2 separate regions of the Homo sapiens genome follow, and region 2 is linked to region 1. The links are chromatin contacts, found by Hi-C or POLR2A ChIA-PET in ENCODE. All regions are on one chromosome and are shown on one strand. Each heading gives the region's core, a stretch centred on a gene start or an enhancer-like site at or near the end of the contact. The rest is flanking DNA. Distances are from core to core; before and after follow the strand shown. Region 1 holds the start of RBM28 (RNA binding motif protein 28). Region 2 holds the start of STRIP2 (striatin interacting protein 2).

The links. Hi-C counts contacts between places; a loop is a spot of excess contacts on that map. ChIA-PET counts read pairs that join two places held with the same protein, here RNA polymerase II (POLR2A). Pooled maps may share reads with other maps.
Region 2: a pooled map shows a loop between it and region 1 (6-fold over the local background). The contact joins the promoter of STRIP2 here to the promoter of RBM28 in region 1. A Hi-C loop is called at or near these places in 1 of 168 maps with a recorded cell type or tissue (CD8-positive, alpha-beta T cell) and 5 of 50 pooled maps. POLR2A ChIA-PET finds 5 or more read pairs at or near these places in 1 of 52 experiments (naive thymus-derived CD8-positive, alpha-beta T cell).

The regions. Positions count from the first base shown.
Region 1 is chr7:128,341,725-128,346,228 of GRCh38, forward strand. RBM28 (RNA binding motif protein 28) reads right to left here and starts at 2,184. Exons shown (of 19, transcript NM_018077.3): 1 at 1,952-2,184. The coding sequence starts at 2,069. It also overlaps the pseudogene RNU7-27P. RefSeq lists an enhancer at 2,125-2,324.
Region 2 is chr7:129,432,163-129,436,666 of GRCh38, forward strand. STRIP2 (striatin interacting protein 2) reads left to right here and starts at 2,270. Exons shown (of 21, transcript NM_020704.3): 1 at 2,270-2,439. The coding sequence starts at 2,311. RefSeq lists a silencer at 2,150-2,629.

The sequences.
Region 1 (4,504 bases), core at 934-3,433:
GCCTATTCTTCCCTGGAATACAACCACCTGGGTACGGAATGCTACTTACACTGGAACCCAGTACATACATATATTCTTTATTTAAAACTTAAAAGTTTTACAAATACTTATCCTTTACCATATATGGACGTACTCCTATACTATTTAATTTTTTAAGAACTCTAGGCCAGGCGTGGTGGCACATGCCTGTAATCCCAGTGCTTTGGGAGGCCAAGGCAGGAGGATCATTTGAAACCAGCCTGGACAACGTAGTGAGACCCTGTCTCTACAAAAAATATTCAAAAATTGGCCAGGCATGGTGAAGCACGTCTGTAGTCATAGCTACTTGGGAGGCTGAAGTAGGAGGATTGCTTGAGCCCAGGAGTTTAAGGTTACATTGAGCTGTGATCGCACCACTGCACTCCAACTGTCAACAGGGTTGACAGAGCAAGACCCTGTTTCTAAAACACAACAAAACAAACTCTAGTCATGACCCACTCAAGACCCACTAATAGGTAATAATCTGCAGTTTAATAAACATTACTGTACAGGACTTTCGGTCCCTATTTTAAGTACATAAGCTTTTGTCCTATTCTCCAACAGTCTATTGGCAACACACCAGCCAGAGAGAGAATCTTTCAAAACGAATGCCAGATCACACTTACTGCTCTCTGCTTAAAATCAGTGGCTTCCTATCTCTGAGTAAAAGCCAAAGTCCTTGCAATGGTCTATAACATCCTACATGAGGCGGGCGGATCACCTGAGGTCTCGAGTTCCAGACAACCCTGGCCAACATAGCGAAACCCCGTCTCTACTAAAAATACAAAAATTAGCCAGGTGTAGTGACACTCGCCTGTAATCCCAGCTACTTGGGAGGCTGAGGCAGGAGAATGGGTTGAACCAGGAGGCAGAGGTTGCAGTGAGCGGAGATCGTGGCACTGCACTCCCGCCTGGGCGACAGAGCAAGACGCAGTCTTTAAAAAAAAAAAAAAATCTTACATGATCTGCTACTCTAGATCTCATCTCCTAATTCTCTTCCCTTTACTCACTTCAATCCAGTCACCCTGTCCTCCTTACTACTCCTCCAATATACCAAAAACACCTCTGTTTCAGTACCTTTGAGCTTGCTGTTTTCTCTTCCTGAATTGTTCTTCCTCCGGAGAGGCATGTGTTCACTCTCTCACCTCAGTCCGTCCTTCTCTGGCCACCCTATCTATATTGCCACTCTTCACCCCCTCTCCCCACTATACACATGCACATAGACTTCCTAACCCCTTTCCCTGGCTTATTTTTCTCCTTAGCATTTGACATCATTTTCACGGTTGGCTTGTTTATTGGCTCGTTTATTGGCTCTCTTCCCCACCTTGAAGACATAAAATCAAAGATTTTTTTGGTTTGGTGTTGTGCACTGCTGCATCCCCAGGACCTACAACACTTCCTGGCACACAGTAGGTATTAAGTATTTGCTGAATAAATGAATGAACAAGTGGATAGCATCCTGGCTAAGATGTCCAGGTCTGAGGATCAAATCGGGGGTCCACTACTTAACAGCCGTACAAACTTAAAGTTACTAAATTCCCCTAAATCCCGGATTCCTGTCTGTAAAATGACATTAAGACTCTCCATCCGGTAAGATTGCTGAGAAAATTAAATGAGATAACCTGTATCAAACTGATCACTGTACCTGCCAATCAGGTGACTCTCAATAAGTCTTACTGATGCTCTAGTTAACTATTTTCATTTTTAGCGCGCATAATCAACAGAAAGCGCTATAGAAACGTAAGGGAATGCTTTGCCCTTCATAAACTGACTCCTATGAACGCATCTAAAGCAGAATCAGTTTGGAAAAGAAACTCAGTTCCCTGTCCCTTCTCTTCGGGGAGGGTAAAGAATGATACGGCTCCCTGAAGTTTGGGAAGGTGCCCTCGATCGCAGGAAACCCCAGCCCTATCCTCGACCGCCCCGCCCCTACCTTTTTCAGTCACCACGAAGCACTGCTTCACCGGCCCCACCTGACTGAACAGTTCCTCCAGCTGCTCACTGCGGGCCGAGGGCGGGAGGCGGCCCACAAATAAGGTCAGGCCGGCCATGAGACCGGGAAACCCAAAGCGCGTGAGGACGCGAGCAAACTAGGCCGGCGCACGCGAGCCGAAACGCTGGCTTTGGTAGGACAACCAAGCTCACACGCCGAGAGATTCCGGAAGTGCTCGTTGCCCAAAAGAGACCGGAGGAAAACATGGTCGGGAGGGGGATAAAAGGTTCCGGAATGAAAAAATAATGGCGCCCCGGGGCGTAGCTTCTGGAGCGGGGCTCCGCCCCCTGCCCTAGCATCGCCCTCGCCACTTTTGTGTAAACTTGGCATCAATAATTTCTACCCTAGTGTTACAGCTTTTTTAGAATTTGCCTAGCAGGCTTTCTGGTTTTTGCCGGAAGGCCTCCAAAAAGTAATTTTTTTTCTTAATATACAAAATAAAAATAAATAATTTCTACCCTGTTTAAAAATCTCACCTCCAGATCCTCCCCAAAGTTAGCAGGACAGGCAGAAGAAGTCGTTTTTGCCCCGGGCGTAACTCAGGATCTGATATACTGTGGGTGTTTGATATTTTCTGAAGTGCCTCCACAAATTCCCAGATTACGTGCATAAAACACAACCGGAACACTAACACGTAGACATAGATATATCATATACATCATTCGGACGATTCTCATTTTCGGAGAACACCAGCTGTCTGTCACCTCAGCCTCACAAACAAATTGTAGCTACTAAAATACACATAGACACAGATAGTACACAATTATTATTTCAATAAATATATACTGAGCTCTAACTATGAGCCAAGCATTAGGGATAAAACTGGTGAGCAAAGAAATGACAGGGTCCCTGCCCTCATAGAGATTACAGTCTAATGGTGGAAACAGATTTTTTTTTTTGACAGGGCCTCACTTTATCAACCAGGCCGGAGTGCACTGGCACGATCTCGGCTTACTGCAGCCTCGACCTCCCAGGTTCAAGCAGTCCTCCTGCCTCAGCCTCCTGAGTAGCTGGAACTACAGGTGCACCACCACACCCGGCTAATTTTTGTATTTTTTGCAGAGACAGGGTTTCACCATGTTGCCCAGGCTGGTCTCAAACTCCTGAGCTCAATTAGCCCCCCTTAGCCTCCTAAAGTGCTAGGATTATAGGTGTGAACCACCACACCTGGCTGGGAAGACTATTAGTCCAAAAATTCTTACAAATAAATCACAGCACACACACTGCAGGACCACATCAAACACACTCAAAGCAAACATAACATCCAACTTATACACAGAGACCTAGAACCCATGTCCTCCTAGAAACAGAAGATCTTTGTCTCAAGTCAGCTCATCAGACAGACCCAAAGCTGAGAGCTCTTAATTGGCTAGGAAATCTGGGTGCTCCTGGTTCTGGAACACAGAGAGTGTTTGCCATGCCACTGGGCTCAGGACCTGAATAGGTGCAAGAGAGCTACACCTTGCAGAACAACTAGCTCAAAAAAAAGTACCCAAGGCCATTTTTTAAATAATTTTTTTTTTAGCAGACTCTTGCTCTGTCACCCAACTTGGGGTGCAGTGGCACCATCATGGCTCACTGCAGCCTTGATCTCCTGGGCTCAAGCAATACTGCCACCTCAGCCTCCTGAGAAGCTAGGACCACAAGTGTGTACCACCATGCCTGGCCAATTTATTTATTTTTTTGTACAGACAGTTCTCCCTGTGTTGCCCAGGCTAGTCTTGAACTCCTGGGATAAACCAATCCTCCCACTACGGCCTCCCAAAGTGTTGGGATTATAGGCGTGAGCCACTGAGCCCAGCCAAATCATTACTTTTAAATGATAGTAACATGGCAGATAGAAAACTCAAAAACTTTACAGTTTTAGTACCTTTTATAAGGCACTATGGTGAAAATTAAGTTTCATGATCTCCTCAAGCCCCATTCACTTTCAATACATTTTGGATGGCTAGACGACTGGTTGATAGTGATGGGAGTGGAGATTAGGGGGACGCTAAACATCACATTTATGGAGCTCTAGTTCGAAGTAAGTAATCTATGCTTAAAATAAAACTTCACGATTATTTTTTAAAAATACAACTCACGGCCAGGAGCGGCCGTGATCCCAGCACTTTGGGAGGCCGAGGTGGGTGGATCACCAGATCAAGGGTTCGAGACCAGCCTGGCCAACATGGTGAAACCCCGTCTCTACTAAAAATACAAAAAGTAGCCGGGCATGGTGGCACATGCCTGTAATCCCAGCTACTCGGGAGGCTGAGGCAGGAGAATCGCTTGAACTCAGGAGGCAGAGGTTGCAGTGAGCCGAGATTGCACCACTGCACTCCAGCCTGGGCAACAAAGGAAGACTCCATCTCAAAAAAATATATAACTCACTTTGGGAGATCAAGATGGGTAGATCACTGGAACTCAGGAGTTCGAGACTTCTGAAAATAAAATACAAGTTTATTTTTCTTTTTTTCTGAGCAGAGTCTCGCTCTGTCACCCAGGCTGGAA
Region 2 (4,504 bases), core at 1,020-3,519, 1.1 Mb after region 1:
CTGTCCTCTATCCTACTCCCAAGATCAGTCTGCCCTTTCCCCTAGGAATAGGCAGGAAAAGAATAAAGCATCAAAACTGGCCACTCCTGTCTGCTACCACTGTTGGGATCCTGCCGATTGATTAGGCTCACAAAAGAATATGAAGTTCTGGGCCTGTTAACCTTAGGGCTCTGACTACTTAGGAGGAGAAGTACTGGGAAGAAGAGAGATAGAATAATGAATTCTTTCTATTAAGAAATCCCAATGGGCTGTGCTGTGGCAGGTTTACCACACTGAAGCAGTGATGAGCAAGGCGTGGGTTGTGAACTTTAAAGCAGGGTGTAAATTTTTAAGAGTTTAACAAATTATACCCTGAAAAAAATCCAAAGTCAAGTAGTTCAGGCCTTGAGCCAGGGACTTTCTTGGAAATTCATATCAATTCAGTTCTGTAAACGCCACACTCCCCACCCCCCACACCCAGCCCCCCGCCCCGAGACATTTTTGGTTGTCGCACTAGCGGGAGGATACTACTGGCATCTAGTGAAGAGAGGCCAGGTATTCTGCTAAGCATCCTACGATGCACAGGACAGCCCCCTACAATAAATATTCAGCCCCAATTGTCAATAGTACAGAGACTGTGAAACGCTGCGTTAAACGTACATAAATTAGGGGCATACAAAAATGAGCTAAATTTGGTCTTACTCGCTAGGAGCCTATATGTGGGTGGGGAGAGGAGTGGGACTGGAAGAGGAAAAGGAAGATGTGAAGGTACAGTAAGGAGATATTGGACCAGGGTGAGAAAACCCAAAAAGCTCCAAAGAGTGCTCTCAAACTTGCCTTGTTCTGTCGCCTATGAACTGGCAAAGGGAAAAGTGAGAGAGAGAGAGAGATGTTAAGAAAGGGACAGGGTTGTCCCTAAGGTATGGGAAGGTGGAGTAATTCCTCTAGGCCCTTTGCTTTGGGTATATCGTGGAAAATGTTAGGATTTTGGATCTAGGCAGAACTGGTTTGACACCAACACAACCTGAATGAGTTGAGGGCTAAAAGGAAAGCTTTGTGGAGGAGGAGGAGGTGACAACTAACTAGAATCTTTATGAGAGAAAAGGAATCAACCAGGAGAACAGAAGACAGTCTCCTCCAGAGAACAGCATAGGCAAGACCCTGAGACAAGATAGAATATGATACCTTGGAAACCGCAGGGAGGAATCTGCAAGTGCCGGTTTCTTCATCAGTAACATTGGATTCGTAAAAACACCCTGTCGGGGAGAGGTATGATGTGATATTTGGAAAGCGCTTACTGCAGTGCCTGGCACCAAGCTCAGTTCAACAATCCCCCAGACCCTTCCTAAAGCAACCAGGCTGGGGACAGCGATTTGGTCCCACCTGTTCCCCTGAGCCTACGTCTTTGGGGCTTCTATTACCAAGCCAGACTGTCTAAATATTTACTACAAGCTACTTTTTAAATTCAGGAGAGGGCAGATCAAACAGCCTCTTTTGCCCCCAGTAACAATGAGCCCTTAGGAAGCATCTAAGAGAGAGGAAGGAAAGAAAGGACTGGCGAGCAGGTGAGGGTGGGGGCTTGCTCTACCCTCAACATTTACACACCATGAGGAAGAGGCCCCCTACAGCAGAGAAGGGCAGATGACAGGAGCAGCCCTCGAGGGCACCACCAATTTCAGTGATGGAAAAACTCCCCCATCCCACCCTTAGACCTCCAGTCTCCCAGCCAAGCCCTAGCTCCGGGCGAGATGCGTTCTCTTCAGAAAAACGCTGAGAATTCTCAGCTTCCAGAGACAGCGAGTCCCTCGTTTCGGGCGATGTCCCTGGCCACCTGGCGGTGCCATCCCTCCCCTGAGACTAAGCGGGATATGGGACGTGTGCAGGAGCCGGGATATGGGGGGCCGGGTCGGTGGTAACAGGGAAACGGAGACTGCTGTGGAGCAGTAGGCGGAGACTAGAGCTCCGGAAAAGGTCGCTACAGGGACGGGGGTGAGAGCTGAGAGACACCGAGTGAGGAGCACAGAGATAACCCGCCTGATCTCAAGGCCCAGCTTTCGCGAGGTGTGGAGCCTGTAGCTAACCTAGGAGTCTCCGTCCGCCAGCAATGCCGCAGGACTAAAAAGATCCCCTCAAAAATCTCTTCATTGAGCCCCCACCTCCTCGAGTCCCGCTCCGGCCGGTCGAGCAGCCAATCGCCTCGCGGGGCGGGGTTGCGGCGAGCTGCCGTAACCAATAGAGGTGGAGGGGGCGGGGCCTGGCTCCCGGCGCGCGGCGGTAGGGTCGCCTCCGGCAAAGCGAGCTGAACCCTGAGGGGAGCCGCTGACCAGCAGCATGGAGGACCCCGCCGCGCCTGGGACCGGGGGCCCGCCCGCAAATGGCAATGGCAACGGCGGCGGCAAAGGGAAGCAGGCGGCGCCCAAGGGCCGCGAAGCGTTCCGAAGCCAGCGGCGGGAGTCAGAGGTGAGGAGCCCGGAAAGCTTCGGCTGGGGCCCGGAGACGCCCGCCGGCGGGAAGCGGCGGCTGAGGTGATTCGGCCTCGGCCCCGGAGCCCTCGGCGCGCTCGATCAGCCCCGCGCAGTGGGCGCCTGCGGGGTCCTAGCGGCTGAACTCTGGGCTCTTTGGCCCGGACCAGTGTCCGCCCGTCTCCTGCCGCGGGTTGGGGGCTTTCTAGCCCTCTGGCTTTCCCCCGCTGCGCGAAGATGAGCGCGGTATTGAGCGGACCAGATACTTTCCAAATATTTATCTCACTTAATCGCTGCAGCCCCCTGAAGCAGAAATTCCGATCCCAGTTTATAGACGGGGGAACAGGAGCGGAGAGGTTAAGTGACTGGCTTGAGGGGTGGGAGGCTGGAGCTCAGCCGCAGGAAAGCAGGATTGGCGAGTGGGGCAACCGCAGTCCCCCTCCCAGGCTGCCTGCGGCGGGCCCCTGGGCCAGCCGAGGGACTTCTGCCCGTTCCCTGCCCGTCCCCTTCCCCCCGTAAGTCTTAGGCCGTTTCGGGAGCGCCTTCCGCGGACATCAGGCCCCTGCCTGTGAGGGCTGAGCGAGACGGGATTCAGGCAGGGGCAGTCCTGGAGTGGCTATCTGGAGGGAGCAGTCGCAGGATACAGATAGGAGTGTGAATATTTCGATCTCTTCCTCCTCTCCTGAAAAAAGAAACCCTATCTATGAAGATGAAAGCGTTGAATTATTATCACTTCCCTATCCCCTCATTGAGGCAGTTCCCATCAGTTGGATCTGAGCGGGGATCAGAATAGACGACAAAATATCAGATGTGGCAGGGTCTGCAGATATCATCTGGTATAACCCTTTCATTTTACAGACCTAAAAAAAAGAGGAGTGACTTGCCCAAGATCAGACATCTGGCATAGTTGGTGGTCAAGAACACCAGACTTTGGAGTAGTCAGACCAGGTTTTGACTCCTAGCCCTATCATTTACTACCTGTGTGATTTTCGGCACATTACGGAACCTCTCTGAGCTCCAGTTTCTTCATCTGTAAGATGAGATTAACACTGCCTACCTCAGAAGGTTGTGATAAAGTCAAAATGAGATAATTGACTATAAAATGTTTGGCACAGTGCAGGCACAATGCATGTAATTAGTCAGTACATAGTAACTCTTAGTATATTGCTATCATCATCATCATCATCATCATCAAGTGGCAGAGCTGGTACTAGAAACCAGGTTTTTGGCATCCCAGACCTTGCCTTACCATTTGAATAGCATTTCAGTTTCCAAAGTGATTTCATGTATGCTTTACATTTTGATGTAGGTAGAGTAGGAGGAATCCATTCATTTTTTTTCAAGGTAGAAATGGAGATGAAAAGACTGGCCCAAAGTCACCACCTTGCAGAGGCAGAGAGCTCAGCCCTCCTGTCTTGCTAGATGATACCCGCCACATCATCTCCCTCCCTACTTCAAGATGAGTCTGGTCTTTTAGGGCACCCTGTACCTCCTTCCCCCACAGAGACATTGTTCTCGTTCAAATGTTTTTTTGGGGAGATGAGCCATTCATTAATTCAACAATTATTTATCGAGGACTTTCTGCCAGCCACTGTTTTAGGTGCCAGGGATATATCAGTGAACAAGATAGGGTCTTCGCCCATGGGGAGACAAATTGTGAGTAAATAAATAAAATAATTTCAGAATGATATGTTCTATGGGGGGAATAAAAGTCTCTGCCTGGGTCTCCCTTCTAAAGTTGCAATCTGTTCCCCACCTGTCAAGTCTTCTTCAGGCAAAGGCTCTGAGAGTACAGTCCTTTGCTTTTGCCAGTACTTTGCAGTGTCCAGAGACTCGAAAGCTTTCCACCTGCACCGCGGTTTACCTGCTGATTGTCTGCAGCTGCACTCTTCATGCCTGGAAATGAACAACTGCTGCGATCATCTCTATCTGGGCTCATTGCCTGCCAAAAGCCTGGCTGGAAAGATTAGCTTTCCTCTACCTTCTGCTGCAGCAGGACTCCTTTTACCTGCCAGTACATCCCCTATTACCACAGTACCCAGGTGCCAGATCTGCTTTTCTTC